Regions from separate parts of the Mus musculus genome. Here region 2 is linked to region 1. Evidence: chromatin loops called from intact Hi-C (ENCODE). Cell type or tissue: heart. All regions are shown on one strand.

Region 1 (5,000 bases):
ACGTTGGAATTATATATAATATAGATTTGTTGGCAGATATTCATTCGTTAGCAGCCTTAACAAGAGGAGACACTTCAACTTTAGATCTGACTTTGACTGTAAGAAACCTCTGGAATATTGGTTCTCAACACGTGGGCCCTGACACCTTGGGGTCAGACAACCCCTCACAGGGGTCACATAAGACCACTGGAAAACACAAGATATTTACATTGCGACTTATAAAGCTTATGAAGCTGTGAGCAGACATAAAGCCCCCGTGAGCTGCATCTGCTGGGTGCTCTTCCAGCAATGGGGAAAGTAGCACAGAGAGCAAGCCAGTCTCAGGATGATAATGGCACCAAGTGAAATTAAGGGCTATAAAAAGGTGTTGGCCTGCAATCCAGAGAGATGGCTCAACGGTTGAGAGCACTGGCTGCTCTTTCAGAGGACCTGGGTTCAGTTCCCCACACTTACATGCCAGCTCACCACTGCCTATAACTCAAGTTCCAAGAGACCAAAGGTACCAGGCACATACATGAGAACAAAAAGTTCACATACATAAAATAAATGCATGTTTTTTAAGGGGGAAGGGCTGGAGATGTGGCTGAGCAGTTAAGAGCACTGGTGGTTCTTTTCGAGGTCCCGAGTTCCAACCCCAGCACCCACATGGTCACTCACAGCCATCTGTCACGAGTTCCAGGGAACCTAGCACCCCTGTCTCACCTCCCCAGGCATCAGACAGGACACTGGTGCATAGACACACATCCAGGCAAAACAGCCATACACATAAATTGAATTATAATTTTTTAAAACTCTGTCAAATTGGTGATACACATTCAATCCCAGCACAGGATGAGGCAGGAGGATCTCTGAGTCCAGGCTGGTCTACATAATGAGTTCCAGACTAGCCAGGGCTACATAGTGAGACCCTGTCTCATAAGTAAGTAAACAAACAAACAAATAAATAAATAAGAGTTCTTCCATTGGTGCTTGATAGAGGCAAGCACCATCGTCTGTATGGACACTGACTGAGTCTGCATTGGCCGCATCACAAGTGCAGGCACAGAGCAGCATGAATGGCAACTTGGGTTTGCCGCAGAGCCTTGCCATGCTCTGATCCCTGTAACTCCCCAGGTGATAGCCAGCATGTTCCTTCTGATGTAAAAATCGGCCTCAAACATCAAGTCTTGTTAAGGGGGACCAGATATATGAGGGCAGCCTGACATTCACCTTGAAGGACACATGTTTACACATGTTGTTGTTGTTTTGGTTTTTTTTCAAGACAGGGTTTGTCTGTGTAGCTCTGGCTGTCCTGGAACTCACTCTGTAGATCAGGCTGGCCTCGAACTCCGAAATCCACCCGCCTCTGCCTCCCAAATTCTGAGATTAAAGGCGTGCGCCACCACGCCCAGCTATGTTTACACATCTTAAACTACCTAATGTATAAAACTCCCCACTGGGGTACAAGCCCTGGAATTTTGGGAGCCACGGGAAAACGGATTCTTCCTTTGCAGCCAATGCCGCCGTGAAACCCTTCTTTTGATGGATATACTTTGCACGGAGAAAAGGCCAGGATCACACCAAACATCAAGAGCTGTACTGATTTGCTCCACACAGCAGCTGCCATGGGAGTCACTGCCTGATGGAGTGTGTGGCCGTATGTGATCATTCTCCAGGGTCCACATAACTGCTGTCTGCGCCAGACTGATGCATAGATGACCCTGAGCTTGCTTCTTTCAGATGGCCAGCAGTGCCATTAATCTGTGTTTTCCTCAGGGACATGGTCTTTCATGGGTCTTTCTAGAGAGAAGTCCCCAAGCCTTTCACGGTTCCCTCCCCTGCTCCCACATTGGCCTGAGGGTCTGTGGGACACAGGGCATCTGTATGGATTCAGTTTATTGTTTTTCCAAGCTCATCCTCTGGTTCCTTCTTTAAGATTGACCATGGCACATCTAGATGGTTCACAGAGCATCACATTAAGCTTCGCCAGTAGAGGGCGCTAGAGGCACAGTGTAAGAGGACGTGGCTGCTCGGCTTGCTTCTTCTGAGCTCTCATTTCTCTTGTCTTTCATCACAGCTCTGCTGAGCCAGTCCATGGATGGGGACATCCTGGAGGTCCTCTGCCTTAGATGGATGGATGTCTGAAACAAAGAGCCCTTGCAGGCCCTGTACCACACATCCTCTCCCAACATCCAAACTCCAGGCCATATCCTGCACTTGTGTGCACGGATTTCTGACACTTGGATATCTTTGCACACACACTACACCTTGACCTTGATGCAGCTTTCTTTAGAGATCTCTGGCACAGCAGTCTTTCTCCGGCACTTGGTCTCTATAGCAACTGTCCTACAGGCAATGGATGACGCAGCTTCTCGCAGTCTTGTTCTCTCACACTGCATGTGTACAGCCAGAGCGCCCGAGTCCTGTTCTGACATGTCCCTTCCAGCAGGGCTGGGAAAGACAGGCAGGCATTCCCAAAGCAGATCACATGGGCAATGCCAGCCTAGTTTCGCTAGAGTCCCCGTAAAGCTCTCCAGTGCTTCACCTGACTCTGCTGATGCGACAGGCTCTTAGGACACCCCACTGCTGAAGCACACCAGTGACTAACCTGTCATGTTCCTTCAAATGAAGTCTGGATCTTAGCCCGGGAAGAGGACTCCTCTCTAACATTCAGCATCAAGGACAGTGGCCAGTCCTGATATCTATAGCTTCTGTATCCTCTGGAATTCTTTTTAGCTCCTACATTCAGTCATTTATCAATAATTCTTTTTCGTTTGAGACAAGGTCTCACTGTCATAACCCAGATCGGCCTTCAACTTTTGGTCTTCCTGCCTCAGCCTTCCAAGGACCGAGATTACAACTGTGGGCCAGGATACCCCCAAATAATTCTGTACGCTAAACTTCCCTGGTGTGGTTCTGCTTTCTGATTGGACTGTGACTGTTCTAACTGGTACTGGGAATGACCGCAAGAAACAGACCTGAAAAGAAGAGGTAGGGGATTGGTCTGGTGGAGCTTGGGCCCGAGCACAGTGCTGAACTCATTGCTAGTAGAAGATATGGTGCGGGTAGACCAAGGAATCTCAGCTGCTTAAGCTGTGACCTACATGACCTTGAAGTCCTAGCTGGAGTGCATGCCTTGGGACCCCAGTCATTGCTACCCTTAACTTGGAAGGCAGATTCTCAACCGTGAGTGATGACAGAGAGCGATTATAACAAGCCCGGGTCTGTTAGCTCTCAGTCATACCGCAACCTAAAGTCAAACAAAATTTACTTGAGCAGTTTGCTGAATTACGATGACAGCGAAATTCAGACTAAGAGATTTATCACGGAGCAATAATAATAATGACAATTTCACTTGGTTAAATGCCTGAAAAGTAGACAGACACTCATTCTTCTCAACCGCAAACTGCCAGACACGGTGGGGGTGGGGCGTGCTTAGACTCCCAGCATTCAGGAGGCAAGAGGCTGAGGCAGGAGGATGGTAAGTTGGAAGACAGTTTGTACTATGTCGTGAGAAATTTTCTAAAACAAAGCAAACAAAAACATCCAAACTACTATGCTGCAGCTAGGCCTTTACCCAGAGTCAAATCTCATTCTGGAGAGGCCCTGCAGGTGCAGATGCACTGTGGTCCAGGAGGAACAACTCCAGCCTGGAAGAGTGTCGGCGCATTGACAGTGTGGTAGCACAAGCCCAGGGGGGTATAAAAAGGGAATCCTATTTTTGCCTGAGATTGTATTGATTGTTAGCTTTCAGACCAGGTCTTGCTGCGCTGTCCAAGCTGGCCTTGAACTTGAAATCCTTCTGCACCTTCTGATATGTTGAGATGTAGGGGCTGTTCCGCCAGGCTCAGATTTGCAAAGGTGTATTAAAGGTAGTAACACTCTGGTTTTGAATTCACAGAGATCCTCCTGGCTCTGCCTCCCAAGTTCTAAGACTAAAGATGTGCAACACCACACCTAACTGCTTTCTCTCCCTTTTAAACAGTAACCTGCCTTATTGAAAATGCACTGACTGGGGCTGGAAAGGGGCACAGCAGGCAGAGGCACTGGCTGCTCTTCCAGAGAACAAGATTCATTCCCAGCACCTGCTCGTAAACTGTAGCTCCAATCCCAGGGACCCACGCCCCCTGCTGGCCTCTACGGTCACTGCACTCATGTGTACACAGTCAAGACAGGCAGGCACAACACCCGTGCATCTAACACACAGATAAAGGAAAAATACACTCACAAGAGGTGCAAGTGGATGCCCCAGGGTCGGGTTATCTGGACTGTGTAGTTCTTTATGTCTAATACAAATGCTAAATAAAACACGATTCCCAGCCTGTGTTGCTTGCCATAGACTTGTTTATATTCCCCCTCCATTACTACCTTCTGTGTTAAATAGTCTCCAGCATTTAACTGTGGGTTTCTTGCTTTTTCTTTTACTCTGCTTAAAAAAGACAAAAAACAAAGCAAAAACCAGCAACATAATTTCATACAACCCAGAGTAGTTGAAATTCCCTATGCAGCTGAGGCTGGGGGTAAACTGCTGAGCATCCTGTCTTTACACCCTGAGTGCTGGCATTATTACAGGTGTGTGCCACCACACCTGGGTTTTTGGTGAGGACGCTGCAAGGCTAACATGATCTACGTGGGCTGAGCAAGTGAAATGAGGGCCTGGGGCTATAGCTAGGCTTCCGTGTTTACCTAACATGCCCAGGCCCTGGTTCCTCACTAGTACAACTACAAAGGCAATAACAGCACGGTGGCTCTGAGAGTCACATCCTGAGCAAGCTTTGTCTCTGCTGCTGTTGGTTGAGGATTTCCTAAGCCTATTTCAATAAACTGTATTCTTGGTAGTGTGGTTACTGAAGTCTTTTAAATTAGTGTTGAGATTAGCTAATAATTTTCTAGGAATGCCCAGGATTCTGTCCATTTTTCCGAGATCTTTACGTAATTCATGCTATGGAGTGCTCTCCCAAATTTTATTTATTTATTTATTTATTGGTTTTGCTTGGTTACCCCAAGCTTGTATGGCCCCT
Region 2 (5,000 bases), 86 kb after region 1:
TGCCTTCCTCTGCCTCCCGAGTGCTGGGATTAAAGGCGTGCGCCACCACGCCCAGCTTATCTAACCTTAAGTGACAATAAGTCAAAAGTAAATCTGTTGTTTTTGAAAAGGAAGTCTAGCTGAATGGCTGTAGTGCATGCCATTTTGATCGCAGCACTTGGGAGGCAGAGGCAGGTGGATTTCTGAGTTGGAGGCCAGCCTTGTCTACAGAGTGAGTTCCAGGACAGCCAGGGCTACACAGAGAAATCCTGTCTTGAGCAACACGCCCCCTCCACTCCCACCCCTACCCACCCCCCCAAAAAAAAAAGAAAAAGAAAAAAAGTCTATTGGGAGGTATTGTATCATTAGTGCCTTTCTAACCCATATCACTTGCTTTTAACAGCTGTAGTTTTCCTACATCCATAGCAACTCCTGGCTAGAATGTAATAGTTTTCATTGTGTTTATTCATTTGTGTGCATGCATGCATGTGTGGTGTGTGTGCGTGTGTGTATGTATATGGCATGTATATGTAGTGTGGGAGAGGGTGGGGTGAGGTGTCATTAGGCTTGGTGCCAGTACCTTTACCTGCTGAGCCTCTCTACAGCTCTTGGTGACAGTGTCCCACTGTGCAGTATAGATTGGACTTTTAAATTTTTTACTTGGAGGAGGTGTGGCATTAAGCAGATAGCTGCAGAGTCCGTTCTCTTTCCACCTTTCTGTGGCTTCTGGGGATGGAATTCAGGCAGGCTGGCCGGCAGGCTTGCACAGCGAGCGTTTACTGCCCAGGCATCCCTGGCCTCACGGTTAGTTTAAGCTTCCCATTTGTGCGGACCTTTTTGTTTATGTTTTGGTTAAGACCAGGGTCTGGTGGTTGAGGCCAGCCTTGCGTTCCTGATTGTCCTGTCACCACCTCTCAAGTGCTAGAACTGCAGGCGTGTGCCACCGCTCCCAGCACAGCCTTAGTTTTAAGTGCAGATAGAGGACGACTTGAGATAAATTCAAGCCAGATGTGACAGCACAGGCTCACAGTCCTGGTTGAAGTAGGAAGTAATACTTCGAGGTCCTTTGTTGGTGGTGGTGTTTTTGGTTTTTGAGGAAGTGTCTCTCTACATTGCCCAGTCTGTCCTGGAACTCATTATGCAGACCAAACTGGCCTCAAATCCTAGACTCACAGAGACCCACCTGTTTGTGCCTCCTGAGAGCTGGGATTAAAGGTGTGTACCACCATGCCTGCCTGGCTCACTTCAAATTCTAAAGTACTTTAGACTAAATAGTGAATTCTAGACCAGCCTGGGCTACAGTGTGATAACCTGTATTGCAAACAAACCAAAAAAGTGAAGCCTTCCTTATGCAGAAAAATAGATAGGGAGTAGATTGGAGTTCAGTAACTCCTCTTCAACCCAAGACTTCCCCTCTCAACCTGGCCCTGCTGCTCTGACTGCCCATTAGTTCATTGGGAATTTCCTGACTTGACTTTGAAATTTACTGAAGTAGACAAACCTTGGAGTTTCGAGGAACTTCAGTATATCACAAGATGTTGACAGCTTCCTTGGGGGGGGGGGGCGGTGTGGGCCTTATCTGATAAAATATTTGGGAATCCTTCTAGTAACTGCTAGTTGAATCTTTTGGTGTGCTGGACTCAGGCCTGTTTACCTTTCTTCAGATTCATGTGTTTGTTGCTCTAGTGCCTAGGACCTCCCAGGCCTTCCATAAACAGTTAATGAAAAAATGCAAAGTGGGAAGGAGTCGTTGAAGTAGTTCACACTGGCTTGATTCATTCAGTCAGTGTGTGTGCGCGCTATAGCATGTACTTTGCCCTTGCCTTTAGTGTGTCAGATGCTGGAGATCCAGAAGTGAGAAAGGCCAGATCTGCCCTGTGGAGCTTACATTCTAGTGGGGGAAACTCTGTAACTTAACAGACAGACAGAAAGCATCAGGGCTTTAGTCCAGCCTTGGCTCACACACATGGCAGAGGAGAGCTGAAAAGTGCCTGTAAGCTGTCATAACTTAGTAAGGGAGAGGAATCAAGAAGCCCAGAGATAGATTGTGGGGGCTGCTTTTATAGGTTTAGAAGGCCCATGAACTGTAATTACTTCATTTGATCTTATAGCAGCTCCATGGAGCAAGCCCCCTGAGTCATTATCTGTAGTTTATAACTGAAGTCTTTCTGACTCAGAGAGAGGAATGGACTTGCCTAGGGTCTTACTTCTAGTTAGCAATGAGGTGGGGTCCTAAATCCAGTCCTTTGGGCTGAAGGCCAGAAGATTCTTGCATTCCTTGGGACATGAGAGAACTGGGTTTTCCTGACTGGGTTCCTAGAGACTTGGGCCTTAGGACTCTGTCTCCCCCCTGTGGCTGGCAGGTGCTACGACAAGCGTCTGTGGCCTAGGATGGACCTAAGCCGGAGAAAGTCACTGACCCCACCCATGCTTAGTGGGGTGGTTCGCCGCCAGCCCCGTGCTCTGGACCTCAGCTGGACAGGTGTCTCCAAAAAGCAGCTCATGTGGCTCCTGAACCGACTGCAAGGTAGGATGGTGGTGAGTCAGGACAGACAGACACAGAGGTAGGATGGTGGTGAGTCAGGACAGACAGACACAGAGGTAGATGGTGATGAGTTGGGACAGACAGACACAGAGGTAGATGGTGATGAGTTGGGACAGACAGACACAGGTAGGATGGTGATGAGTTGGGACAGACAGACACAGAGGTAGGATGGTGATGAGTCGGGACAGACAGACACAGAGGTAGATGGTGATGAGTTGGGACAGACAGACACAGAGGTAGATGGTGATGAGTTGGGACAGACAGACACAGAGGTAGGATGGTGATGAGTTGGGACAGACAGACACAGAGGTAGATGGTGATGAGTTGAGACAGATGGACACAGGATAGGATGATGATGAGTTGGGACAGACAGACACAGAGGTAGGATGGTGGTGAGTCGGGACAGACAGACACAGAGGTAGATGGTGATGAGTCGGGACAGACAGACACAGATGTAGGATGATGATGAGTTGGGACAGACAGACACAGAGGTAGGATGGTGATGAGTTGGGACAGATGGACACAGGATAGGATGGTGATGAGTTGGGACAGACAGACACAGAGGTAGGATGGTGATGAGTCGGGACAGACAGACACAGAGGTAGGATGGTGATGAGTTGGGACAGACAAACACAGAGGTAGGATGGTGATGAGTTGGGACAGACAGACACAGAGGTAGATGGTGATGAGTCGGGACAGACAGACACAGATGTAGGATGATGAGTTGGGACAGACAGACACAGAGGTAGATGGTGATGAGTCGGGACAGACAGACACAGATGTAGGATGATGAGTTGGGACAGACAGACACAGAGGTAGATGGTGATGAGTTGAGACAGATGGACACAGGATAGGATGGTGATGAGTTGGGACGGATGGACACAGAGATAGGAAGTGATGAGTCAGGACAGATGGACATAGAGGTAGGATGGTGATGAATCGTCAGGACAGAGGGGCACAGAGGCGGCTGTTGGTGAAGGTCTACAGCCTGTTTCTTTCATTCTAGGCCTGCAGGAGTTGGTGCTTTCTGGGTGCTCCTGGCTCTCTGTCTCTGCCCTGGGCTCGGCCCCACTGCCAGCGCTGCGGCTCTTGGACCTCCGCTGGATTGAAGATGTTAAAGACTCCCAGCTTCGGGAGCTGCTGCTGCCTCCACCAGACACCAAACCAGGTTTGACCACCATGATCATCTGTAGATGGGTTAGCTAAAGTGGAGATGTAGGCCTTGAAGCCTCTTCTGAGGGGCCAGGGAGTCAGAGTAGTTAATAAAGGAATGGAAGAAGACAGGAGTTTGACCCATCTTGGCTATGTCTCATTCACTTTTCCTACTGTGTGCTTTGAACTAAGTCTTTTTTTGTTGTTGTTTTTTTTTTGTTTTGTTTTGTTTTTTGTTTTGTTTTTTTTTGTTTTTGTTTTTCGAGACGGGGTTTCTCTGTATAGCCCTGGCTGTCCTGGAACTCACTCTGTAGATGAGGCTGGCCTCAAACTCAGAAATCCACCTGCCTCTGCCTCCCAAGTGCTGGGATTAACGGCGTGCGCCACCACCGCCCAGCTTGAACTATGTCTTAAAAGGGTAGGTTCCGGGCTGGTGAGTTGGCTCAGTGGGTAAGAGCACCCGACTGCTCTTCCGAAGGTCTGGAGTTCAAATCCCAGCAACCACATAGTGGCTCACAACCATCTGTAACAAGATCTGATGCCATCTTCTGGAGTGTCTGAAGACAGCTACAGTGTACTTATATATAATAAATAAATCTTAAAAAAAAAAAAAAAAAAAAAAAAAAAGGGTAGGTTCCCTCAGGAGGGAGGAGAAGGCCTGGTGATGTAATGGTGCTCAGAGCGTTCTCTCTGGACCCAGCTGTGTCTTCATAGCAGAGCCAGGAAAACCATCCAGAGGGCACAGCTGTTGTTTCACCCTGGGCTTTAACTGTCACTCCTAGTACTAGAAATAAGGACCACATTTTTTTTTTGTTTTCTGTGCCCAGGGAACTCAGCCCCCTATGCATGTTAGGCAGGCACTCGAACACTGAGCTCACAGGGTCGGTTTTTGTAGTTAGTTTGGTTTTACACAGGGTCTTATTCTGTAGACCAGGCTGGCTTCCAACTCAAGAGAGATGAATTTGCCTCTCTCACCCATGTGCTGGGATTGGTGTGAGCTACCACACCTGATCACTTATTAGTTTTCATCTCTGTTTGGTCTTGAGACAGGTTTTGTTCTGTAGCCTAGACTGCCCTGGAAGCTGTGATGCTCTGCATCCCAAGTATTGAGCTTAGGTCTGCACCTCCATCCTTGGATAAACCAGCATTGCCTCCTCCTGCCTTATGCCATCCTTGCATTTCAGCTTTTTTAGCCTTCTTGCCAAATTCTCTCCAAGTCTGGGGCCATTTTCATTTCCCCATTTTCTTTGCCTCTTAGGCTGTTATCTTCCTCCATCTAATTAACAGCTGTCCTTTTTTAGAAGTATTTCTTTGAAGGGGAAGA

What was found. A loop is a pair of places that touch in the nucleus more often than their neighbours do. Peaks named below come from ENCODE experiments on the same cell type or tissue, not always from the same donor. Only the 100,000 strongest peaks of a DNase experiment are listed, where the experiment ranks them.
Region 2: it touches region 1 in a loop (6-fold over the local background); 19 of 42 quality-filtered maps call a loop at or near these places.

Annotation. Positions count from the first base shown.
Region 1 is chr7:127,673,180-127,678,179 of GRCm38, forward strand. It overlaps a transcript of Bcl7c not described here. Among named protein-coding and RNA genes, the nearest start is that of Gm39090, 16 kb to the right of the region's middle. In heart, CTCF peaks have their summits at 1,956 (motif pointing right) and 4,111 (motif pointing left); a DNase peak (open chromatin) is centred at 1,972; H3K27ac peaks cover 747 bases.
Region 2 is chr7:127,758,910-127,763,909 of GRCm38, forward strand. It overlaps Fbxl19 (F-box and leucine-rich repeat protein 19), which reads left to right. Exons shown (of 11, transcript NM_172748.2): 8 at 2,343-2,506; 9 at 3,531-3,692. Among named protein-coding and RNA genes, the nearest start is that of Orai3, 8.4 kb to the right of the region's middle. In heart, a CTCF peak has its summit at 2,326 (motif pointing left); a DNase peak (open chromatin) is centred at 2,362; H3K4me3 peaks cover 499 bases; H3K27me3 peaks cover 416 bases.